Linked DNA regions of Homo sapiens: region 1 is linked to region 2. The links are chromatin contacts, found by Hi-C or POLR2A ChIA-PET in ENCODE. All regions are on one chromosome and are shown on one strand. The core of a region is the stretch at or near the end of the contact, and the rest is flanking DNA. Distances in the headings are between cores, read along the strand shown.

What was found. Hi-C counts contacts between places; a loop is a spot of excess contacts on that map. ChIA-PET counts read pairs that join two places held with the same protein, here RNA polymerase II (POLR2A). Pooled maps may share reads with other maps.
Region 1: a loop to region 2 is called in a pooled map, with 5 times the contacts of the local background. The contact joins the enhancer-like site here to the promoter of PSAP in region 2. A Hi-C loop is called at or near these places in 5 of 50 pooled maps. POLR2A ChIA-PET finds 5 or more read pairs at or near these places in 3 of 52 experiments (GM10248, OCI-LY7 and activated T-cell).

Annotation. Positions count from the first base shown.
Region 1 is chr10:72,104,368-72,109,939 of GRCh38, forward strand. The region is part of intron 9 of ASCC1 (activating signal cointegrator 1 complex subunit 1); the gene reads right to left. Among named protein-coding and RNA genes, the nearest start is that of SPOCK2, 19 kb to the left of the region's middle. Within about 2 kb of position 3,089, at least 6 of the 41 ENCODE cell types and tissues checked have a DNase peak (open chromatin) inside an H3K27ac peak, as active enhancers do.
Region 2 is chr10:71,847,923-71,853,609 of GRCh38, forward strand. It overlaps PSAP (prosaposin), which reads right to left and starts at 3,329. Exons shown (of 14, transcript NM_002778.4): 1 at 3,260-3,329. The coding sequence starts at 3,299. RefSeq lists enhancers at 1,588-2,087, 2,479-3,009, 3,010-3,540.

The DNA of each region.
Region 1 (5,572 bases), core at 1,839-4,338, 260 kb after region 2:
AATTGAATTCTGGATGAAAATAAGCACGAGTCAACTAAAAGGCTATATTTAATTTGGTATTTGAATGGGGAAAGATGAAAAAGCTTAAACTACAAGTTTAAAAAAAAGAAACTTGGTTGCTCTTTTGAACCTGAACTAAACATGAAGAACAAAGTGTTGTATTGTTTAGAAAGTAACAGACCTAACAGGAAAAATTTAAATTAAAAAAGAATCTAGTTAAGGTGTCTGAATCATGTTGAATTTTTTCTCCTCACTGTTGTTTTATAACAATTCCCTTGGGGATTTTGAAACCTGAAAACATTTTCCCTGACACGCACACACATACAGCCCTGTTGTTATGGAAGTCAGTATTTTTTAAAACCTGCTATAAAGGAACATAACAACGAACAGTACACAAAACTACAAATATTTAATGAGGAAATGGAAATAGGATTAAAACTGCCAATCGCTGTGATATAATTAGTAAATAATAAGTACTGACTTGGACGATTTAAGAAAATTTAAAACCACACCGGGCGGGGTGACTTATGACTTGAGTTCAGAGGGATGGCTGGACTCCAGAGGAGAGATGGCTTGACTTCCGGGAAGAGCCAGCCAGAAACAGGCAGACTTTGGGGTAAGATTACTTGCCCATCCCGTCCCTTCTCCAGCTCCCATGTCTGCTGAGAGCCATTTCCATCACTTAATAAAATTCTCTGCCTTCAACATCCTTCAAGTGTCTGGGCAACCTCATTCTTCTTGGATGCCAGACAAGAGTTCAGGACCCATTGGGTGCGGGTACCCAGAAAAGGCTGTCACACTGGCCCTTTGCCCTCAGTGGCAGAGGGCAGCCACCCCACATGACGAGGCAAGGGTACCACTGAGCTGATCACACGCTGCTGTCCACAGACAGCGGGACAAAGAGAACATTCTAACATGCCCTCTGGGGCTTTGGGGATCGCTGGCACCCTCACCTAGACACTGCCACGGGGCCCACACAGAGCCTGCTTCTGCCAGCACCCAAAATGGCCAGCCAGATCCCATACTCACTTGCTCACGTGCTCCCTCCCACAAGGGGTTGAGCACAGAGAGCCAAATAAATGGGGCACCCCCGTCACAAGTCTGACGAAGAGGTCAAGAAAAATCCTGCATCAATAATATCTTTAGAAAATTAAACAAACTTTTCCTATCACCAAGTAAAGAGAGAAATGTAGACCTTTGATGAAAGGTTTTTGGTCAAAATCAAGGTTTTCCCTGACAAACAATGGCAAGATAAAATCCAACCATCCTGCTGTCCCCTGCTCACATGATCTGTGAAGCCTACCATTTTCAGTTTGTACATGTTTCTTTCCTAGGGAGAACACAAAGGGAATTATTGATTTCTGGTAATGTTGTGGTATACACTGAAAGAAAACAAATAGCAAGATTTAAGGGCTCACTGTGGTTATTTTTCCTTGCATTCGTTTCAAAGCTTCTACTCCTTCCCCATTGCCCTGTGACACAGCCATCAAAGACCAGAAATAACTCCAAATGCAACAAGGCTGCCAAAATGAAACTGGCAATCTCAAACAGAGGTGGGGAGGAGGGTGGAGAGGGGCCTTTTCTTATATCTGTGACCTCGGGCTATAGAACCGAATAAATGGCCAGTCCGCAACAGCACAGTGACAATCTGCTGGGGATCCCTGCTCACTTGGCTTTCCCAAATGAGGCTCGCTCTTTTCTTCAATCTTAGACAAAGCTGTGGTTACTCTCTTCCAAGATCCCTCTTTTAAGAAAATCTACTTCTTGTGCTGGTGGCCTCGGTGAACTATTTGCTGTCTCAATACTACTTGAATAAGAAGAAATTCAGTTTTGAAGTTAAAAATGAAAATTCAAAATATTCAAGTCTTACGCTATTTATAATCATTCTTGACACACATGAGATAAACCAACCTTTAGAATATAATCTGATGCAACTGAAAGTAAGTACAGGGGGTTCAATTAATTCAAGTATTTAGAAGGATGTTCTAGGTCATATTTCTCTCTAAGAAAGGATGCTATTGTTCTCATGTATGGCAATCAGACTTTTGAAACTCAAAGCAGAGTGAATAGGAATAGCAAATGCATGCTACTTTGAGGTTTTCCCAGTGTTTTTCTTCCACAGCCTGTTTACCAACTTCTATTTCTCACAATTATCCCGTTTATAGATAAAAGTAGTAACACTATTTTGTACTTAATAATAACACTTAACCACCTACCTCCCTATGAGGGATGGTATGAACAGAAGACAGGCTGACAAGTACTTTGAGCTCTTTGGGAAGGCACTCCCAGTATGAAGCCTTGCTGTGGTTAAATAACACCTTTCATCTAAGGATCTAAAAGTGTCTTACAAAGCCCAGCTCATTAACTCCAAAAAAATTGCTATGATATAAACCAGAGCTGAGCATTATTATCCCCATTTATATAAGAAACAGGGACAAGCTAGGACCACTAATACTGTCAGAGAAATTTAAGAGTTCCTGGGATGAGGCCTAGGATACAGGCCAGTGGAAGGCCACGTCCACAAGGCAGTGTGTATGGGCCTCTCAATTCCAATAACAAATATGTACCAAAGAATGCCAAGTGGGGAAGCAGGTCCATCCTTAGGCTGTGCATATACAACCAGATAGCAAAGAATGAGGAGCAAATGATGTGAAAAGCTATCATCACAGCCCTTGGAAGATCCCAATTGCAAAACATCAAAACAAATAATGGTATATTTCAGATGCATTCCTCATAAAAGAGGCATGTAGGTACAGGACTAGTATGACTTCAGGGAGCAAACAGAAAGATACAAATACCAGACTAAAAATATAATCGATTTTGAAAAAAAAAAAATCAAGGTTCTTCGTATGTCATGTTACTAATCTCACTCAGAATTAAGATCACTTTATTGGGAGTTAAGTCATCAAAAAGAATTAAGTTCACAAATAAGTTACCCCCCCCCCAAAAAAATAAATTTTGTTTCAAAGTTATGTTTATTAAAATTCCTCAAACCTAAAAAAAAAAAATTCTGAGTTTCTGCCAAATACCGTGCATTTGTCTTCTGGGCCACCTGTGAGATTACTTCTGAGGAGACCAAATGTGGGAGGTAGGAAGAGGCAAGAAGGAAATGGAGATCCACCACATCCGGGGTCAAAAAAAACCTTCCATCTACTTTAAAAATACTCACATGGGCTGTGCCCAAGTGGATTCTTTCTAAACATCATCACAGAAGAATGTAATTGAGTCTGTTTACCCTAAGGTAAGTCATGCTCCTCTACACACAGACACACATACCTTCACCTAGGTACAAAAAAATTGATATTTCTTTTCTACTGAAGAAAGGGCACAAAAAGTTTCTTGGGCAGACTAGACGTTTTTAATGCTTTCCTATTGTGAAAATAAGTAATTCAAAATCTAAGCTGTTGGAATCTTAACATATTGTAAGGCTTAAGGGAATGTGATTATGTGAGTCACTTAAACTTGTATCTGTAACCTGGGCAGCTGTAACTGTTGTTTTTCTGATTATAGATTAGCCTTTTTCCTCACCTACACTGTTTTGTAAATGGTTGTAAATGAATAAACAGTGCCAGAGAAGATCCCTTCCCTTTTAACTGTTGATCTTCATTTTGATTAAACTTCCCTCTTACATTTCTCATACAAAGACTTAAAAGACTATCACATCATCTAGGATGGTATGTTAAATACTTTCTTTTTCTTTTTCTTTTTCTTTTTTTTTTTTTTTTTTGAAACAAGGTCTTACTCTGTCAGCCAGGCTGGAGTGCAGTGGCGTGATCACAGCTCACTGCAGCCTCCACCTCCCAGGCGCAAGAGATCCTCCCTCCTCAGTCTCCTGAGTAGCTGAGACTACAGGTGCATGCCACCATGCCTGGCTAATTTTTGCATTTTTTATAGAGACAGGGTTTTTCCATGTTGCCCAGGCTGGTCTCAAACTCCTGGGCTCAAGTGATCCTCCTACCTCCACCTCCCAAACTGCTGAGATTACAGGCGTGAGCCACCATGCCAGGTCCTACACTCCTAAGTTGGAAAGGAAGTGAAAACAAGCTGTACAGAAAAGAAAACAAACTGTAATTAACTAAATTATAGCTCATAAACCAACCTTGTATAGAAAATGTTATAATCCTACTAAATTTGTTTTCTGCCTATATAAGCAGGACCTTAACTTTTAACTTTAAGCACTGACCTCATTTCTGTGAAGTCCCTGTTTCCCAAATGGCCATTCCCAGCTTTTCACTTGAATAAACTTTTAAAAACTGAGTTCTGATCCTTTCCATTATTGCTGGTCGACATTATCAATGACTACAGACCCACTCCCTCCCCCAATTTCTCCATCTTTAAACAGGGATGATCCTTTACAAAGATGTTCTGCAGTTAAAGATAAATTATAAGATGAAATTTTGAGCTCTGATTATTATTGTCACTCACTGACTATAATCTCTAATGCATCACTGCAGGAACCAAAATGCAGAGTATCCTTAAAAGAAAAAAGGAAGAAGGTTTATCAGGTACTCTGACAGCTTACAGGCTCTACAGTCATTATCTGGTCTCATAGGGCTGTAATATTTTTAAAGACCAAAATAGGAACATCTACTTCAGAATAAAAGACAATGAGGGTGGCAGGTAGTGACTATCCTAGAGTCATCTCCAAACACAGCTTAACTCTGCCCAAGATGCCACTTTTAATCTGAAACATCAGACTGCAGTGATCAGTGGTGTGAGAGCCAATAATATTATAGTAGCTAATAATAGCCAATAAAAGAGAGGACATAATGCCCTTCCAGAAGGCCTGGGGCACCTCAGATCCAAGGAGAAAGGTCAAGGGCAGTCTGTGGGAGGAGCAATTCTTATCAACATCGTGGCCTCTATTAGGAGAGCAGCAAAAAGGCTGTTAAGTCAGTAGAACAGCTGTGATTTTTCAACCCATCAGCAGGCCACTCCTGTTTTTGTCTCCATTAAAATAGTACCAAAAGGCTTGTGTGTCCCCAGAGCCCAAGTCCCCTCTCCACTGACTGAGATGGCATTCCTTGCACAGAATGGGAACAGCAACTTCCCCTCACTCATCCTGCTCTCAAATCACCTGCCTGTCTTGCTGCAGTGAGCAAGAGGAATGCTCAAATGAGCATTAGCCTGACCTAAGGATGTGCTGGCAGAAGGCAGACAAACAGAGCCAGGGAGGGAAGGCTTGAAAACTTCCTTCAAATAATCACTCAGGGATGCACTTTGGGAATTTGGCCTGAGGCTCACTGCTGATGTAAGGATTATCAAGTTTAAGACTGCTGGTAAGGCCAAATGACCTATTAGAGGATGAATTAAAACCGCTATATACAAACAGGATGCCAGGCAGTTCTGCTGAGCACCTCAAAATTCAAAATGCCAAGGGATTTCCCCTCTCTGCAGTCTTTCAATTTTGAAAAATAGTAAGAAAATAATATGAGTAGGGGTAGGAGGTAGAGGAGAAAAGAGGCTACGCTGACCCGGCTGGAGAACCCACACCTAATCTCCGCCTAATCTCGGCACAGGCTAGGCACACTCCGCCCGTTTCCACATTACGTCACAGAATTAGCCTCAGAGA
Region 2 (5,687 bases), core at 2,079-4,578:
TGTCTTAGCGTGGTGTAGACAACATTCAGCAGGCTAGCCACCACACAGCTGACAGCTATCAGGGCATCTAAGCTTCAGGGAGCACCTGCCACATCCCAGGCACCATCCCTCATGCCTTACACCTAGCTGATGAACACGCTCCTTTTTCCACCAGAGGACTCACCTAACAGCAATACCCTCCATGATCCCATTTGTAAAAGATCGAAACTGCAGCCTTCACATCTATGGTGTTCAAAGGTTAACAATGTTTCCTTCGGGGCAAGTGGGACAGGGCAGTGAATGGGTGAACAGGGGCCTCTGGATGCTACTGCACTGCTCCCCAACCTCGGGGGCTGCTCACTTTGTGGTAATTCATCAAGTTGTCTACTTAATCGTCCACGTATGTAACTTACACTAAGTTTTTAAAAGTTAAGAGGTCCATGTGGACAGAGGGATATGGAAAAAGCGAGCACTGTGGAGTCTTGGGTTCTGGTCCTGGCATCCCCAGTAAATGGTCTATGATTTGGGAGAGTCACCTCTGGGCACCTCCAGGTCTTCATTCCTTACAAAGGGGTCAGATTACATGCTCTCCAATTCTCTCATGGTGCCATGGCTTTGCTTTCGCTTTTAGGTGGGGAAAAAGGAGGGGCAGCTGGATGGGCAGAAAAGTAACTCAAAAGCAAGTGTCTCTACCACCAGGACATCACTGAAACACAAAATACAAAGCCCATCCCGATTCAGGGTGGCATTCTGTACTACGACAGTGTCACGAAGAAAGTTCTAAGTGCCTCTCGGGCAGCAGACAATGGCTGCAGTCACCAGGCACTTTCACTAACAAAACTCATTATCATGTCTAGAAATTTTAGGAGTAACATTTTCACAATATCACAAAGGGGCCAGAGCTGTGAAGGCCAGGGAGCATTCAAACACTGTTATCAGCACTGACTTTGGCCTAATCCTAAAGGTAGGACAGCAAAGTTAAACCAAGGCCATTACAATACCTCCCATTTACCCGAGTGTTCACGGAAGAGGGTCCCTTGGTTAACTAAATATTGTGGTTAACCATAAGCCCATATATACCAGAGGTGGATTTTATATTTCCCGAGACACGATTGAGTCCCTTTTGGGTGATGTGAATGAATCAGAACTCTTAAGGGTCTTGTGAGGAGTGACTCAACGTCAACAAGAACAATGGATAATGTAAAAAGAAAGAAAAAAAATTGCCCTGAATCAGTATAAAAAATTTAGAGACCAGCATTAGTTTATTATACAGACCATGGAATAACTGCAGTATAAGCTTGAGTATAAAATCAAAATGATTTTTTTATAAGCAGATCATCTTTCATTGTGTACAAGTAAAACAAATTTAAGAGCTTCGTATAGGGTCAAGATACATTCTTGAGAGCTGCTGAAAGCTAACTCATTTCTTCGGTTTTGCATCAACCCTGTCATCCACTTTGTTACTTTTTATTAAAATTTGGGTAGCTAGGTTAAAAATGGCAGCCAGCCCTTAAACTACATATAGTTACTAAAAAACAGACATTGTGGTGGGGGCTGGGTGCGGTGTCTCACGCCTGTAATCCCAGAACTTTGGGAGGCTGAGGCGGGAGAATGGCTTGAACCCGGAAGGCGGAGGTTGCAGTTAGCCGAGACTACGCCATTGCACCACTCCGGCCTGGGCAACAACAGCGAAACTCCGTCTCAAAAAACAAACAAACAAACAAAACAAACAAACAAAAAAAAAACGGCCAATAGCGTGCAAGACTTTCTTTTCTCTTTTTCTTTTTTTCACAGGTGGGGTCTTGCTATGTTGCCCAGGCTGGTCTCCAACTCCTAGGCTCAAGCGATCCTCCCACCTCGGTGTCCCAATGTGCTGGGATTACAGGCATAAGCCACCGCACCCAGATGCAAGACATTTCAAAGCAAGTGAAATGAGGACCCCATGGCAAAATAACTGGACCAGAAAACCCTATATCGCCTTCAATACCTATGAGAATTAAGCTCCGATTTTTTTTAGCTTGCCCAAATTCCTATCTAAGGGGTGTAGGAATCATACCCTACAAACCATAAACTCTCATCAGATGGGTTTTATTTGACCCCATATATCGTGACTTACTTTCCAATCTGACTCTGGCATAACATTTTATAAGACAAGGAAAAAAAAATCAAAATATCTAACCCCAAAATATATTTCCTTGCCATACCTTGAAATTGCCCTGCAAAGTCTCTTGTGGGAAAAATCCACATTCTATAGAGAATCCCCTTTCCCCTATGTTTTCCTTCCTTCCTCTCCAGATCCAGGAGATAATCAACTAAGAGCCAGTCACCCTTTCATTTCCATAGAAATATTTTACAACGTGCTCGCTCTCTTAGTCGGCTACCTGAGAGCTTCCTCTGCACAATAAAACTTGGTCTCCACAATCCTTTATCTTAACTTGAATACTTTCTTTCTATTGATTCTAGGTTTTCAGATAAACTCAACCAATTATCAACTAGAAAATGTTTAAATTTACCTATGGCCTGGAAGCCCCCCGCCGCTTTGAGTTGTTTCGCCCTTCTGAACCAAACCAACGTATTTCTTAAATGTATTTGATTGATGTCTCGTGCCTCCCGAAAATATGTAAAACCCAGCTGTATCCCAACCACCTTAGGCACATGTTCTCAGGACCTCCTGAGGGCTGTGTCACGGGCCATGGTCACTCATATTTGCCTCAGAATAAATCTCAAAATATTTTTACAGAGTTTGACTCGTTTTGTCAACACCTAGAATCCAGAGTAAATACATATGCAAACGTCAATATAGATGATACACATGTGCTTCCTGCAGCTTCGCTACCCTTACAAACAGGCAACTGAAGCCAACGGCCAAAGTGTCCTGCGGGACGGGGCTCCAGCCCACCTCGATCACGTGCGCCCAGCACAGGCACAACACAGCTGCCCAAGGGGTCACCCTACAAGACTCACCCACCCCCACAGTGGGAAGCGCAGCCTGAGGGAAGGCCTCGGGGCCCCAGCCGCGCAGGAACCCACTCGAGCCCCGAAGGAGATGCTGCCCAGGGCCTGGGCCGTCCTCCCGGGGGCATTTTCGCAGCCCGCCCCCCGCAGCCCCCAGCCGCCCAGAGAAAGCCAGAGAAAGCCAGCGAACGCGCCTGCGCAGTGCGCGCGCCCCCTTGCCAACTAGGGCAGGGGGAGCAGAGGGGCCAGGCCCGGCACAGCCCATTCTGGGGCAGATGGACGCTGCGAGGCACCTCCTCCCCAGGATGAGGGTCCCAGGGCTTACCCGCGCCCAGGAGGCTGGCCAGGAGGAAGAGGGCGTACATAGCGCCGTCTGACTCCGCAGTCTGCAATGCGGAGCGTCAGCTGATCCCCCGCAGATATAAATCTGCCCTGCCCCAAAGCCGTCCAGAGCGCAGGCGCTAACCCCGCCCCATCCGGGCCTGCCCGAGCTCAACAGCGCCCTGACTCAGCGCCTCTGAGGGCGCCTGCGCGAAGGGGAGGCCAATAGGAGGGGGCAATGGGAGGGGCGAAAGGAAGGGCTATGGGGAGGAGTGAGGAAGAACTTGGAGAAAGGGAAGGGAAAGGTCATAAAAGAAAAGCCCTACTAATTGAATAGGTCAGAGATTATATATGTAAAATACCTTTTAAATCTCCACATTGTTGGCCGGCCGCGGTGGCTGACGCCTGTAATCCCAACACTTGGGAGGCCGAGGCGGGCGGAGGGTTCAAGACTAGCCTGGGCAACGTGGTGAAACCCCATCTCTACAAAAAAAAAAATACAAAAAAATTAGCCCATTGTAGTAGCGGGTTTCACATAGAATAGCTTGGGGTTTCACATAGAATAAGTAGTCGTGTAACAGGGTACAGGGCTCAGTCCTGGCCAGGGGCACGTGGGGGCAGGTGGTGGCACCTGGTCAAAGGCAAGTCTGGGCTGGGCATGCTGGCTCACTCCTGTAATCCTAACACTTTGGGAGGCCGAGGCGGGCGGATCATGAGGTCAGGAGTTCAAGACCAGCCTGGCCAATATGGTGAAACCCTGTCTCTACTAAAAATACAAAAATTAGTCAGGCGTGGTGGCGCTCGCCTGTGGTTCCAGCTATTTCAGGAGGCAGAGGCAGGAAAATTGCTTAAACCCGGGAGGTGGAGGTTGCCGTGAGTCAAGATCGCACTACTGCACTGCAGCCTGGACCACAGAGCGAGAGAGATTCCCATCACCAAAAAAAAAAAAACAAAAAACTTTTAAGCCTCACATTGTGGTACCGTTAAAGATGTAATACCATTCCTCACCCATCATAAGAGATCATAAGAGTCACAACCAACACTCCTGTAACGAGACAGCTTAAGAGAAAAGCATAACAAATTTATGTAATCAACGTTTTATGTGACATGGAAGCCTTCAGAAATTAAGACCCAAAGACCCTCTGCCTGTGGCTGCCCCTGCCAGGACCTGAACAGAGAATGATGATGACCCTCTCCAGAAGGATAAGAACCTGCCAACCGCAAGGCAGGGAAAGGAGGGGAATCTTAGCCCCTTAGGGCAGGCACTTAGAGGTCATTTACCTGTAGGGACATTGAGCCTAGGAGAGGGCAAGACGTTTATCCAAGGTCACACAACAGGTAGAGATAGAACCTGGCCCGAAGCCAGGTTTCCTGACCCAGGAAGGGCAAACCTACAGTTCCTCCAACTTCCTCCAATCTGCAATCCGCTCTGGAGAACAACCCCAGGGACTAAGGCCTCAGAACCTTCAGTTCTGCTCCCCTGCAATCTCCCTAAGTGCCCCCAGCCCCCACCACAGCTCTGACTTCCTCTGGGGAGCCAGATGGGGAAGTGTGCCCCATGCACCACAGTGGGCCATGTGAGGCAGCTGAGTGAGTTGGGACAAGATGTGGTCTCAACTGGACGCCTCACAGGTCGGCCTCAGTGGCCAGATGGAGACTTCGTGGCTGCTCCACCTTTGGGCTTCCCAAGGCCAGGCAGAAGCGTGGGGCAGACCACACAACAACTGGTTAAAAGCAAGGGAGCTAGCCGGGCGCGGTGGCTCACGCCTGTAATCCCAGCACTTTGGGAGGCCGAGGCAGGCAGATCACGAGGTCAGGAGATCGAGACCATCCTGGCTAACAGGGTGAAACCCCGTCTCTACTAAAAATACAAAAAATTAGCCGCACGATGTGGCGGGCGCCTGTAGTCCCAGCTACTCGGGAGGCTGAGGCAGGAGAATGGCGTGAACCCGGGAGGCGGAGCTTGCAGTGAGCCGAGATCGTGCCACTGCACTCCAGCCTGGGCAACAACAGCGAAACTCCGTCTCAAAAAAAAAACAAACAAAAAAAGCAAGGGAGCTGGGGCTCTAGGACAAATCCCCCATCCTTCAGCTCCTTGCAGATGGAGGAGCAAAGCATCCCAGTGCTCCATGCAGAGGTTACAGGACCCCAAGCCAAAAGGACGCTCAGAGACCTCAGATCATCCCCTCTCATCTTATAGAGCTACTGACATCTCAGGGCTGGTTAACAACAGAGCCTGAACCAGGACTTGTTTTTTTTGTTTTGTTTTGTTTTGTTTTGTTTTGTTTTTTGTTTGGAGATGGAGGCTCACTCTATCACCCAGGCTGGAGTGCAATGGTGCGATCTCAGCTCACTGCCACTTCTACCTCCCAGGTTCAAGCAATTCTCCTGCCTCAGCCTCCAGAGTAGCTGGGATAACAGGTGCACGCCAC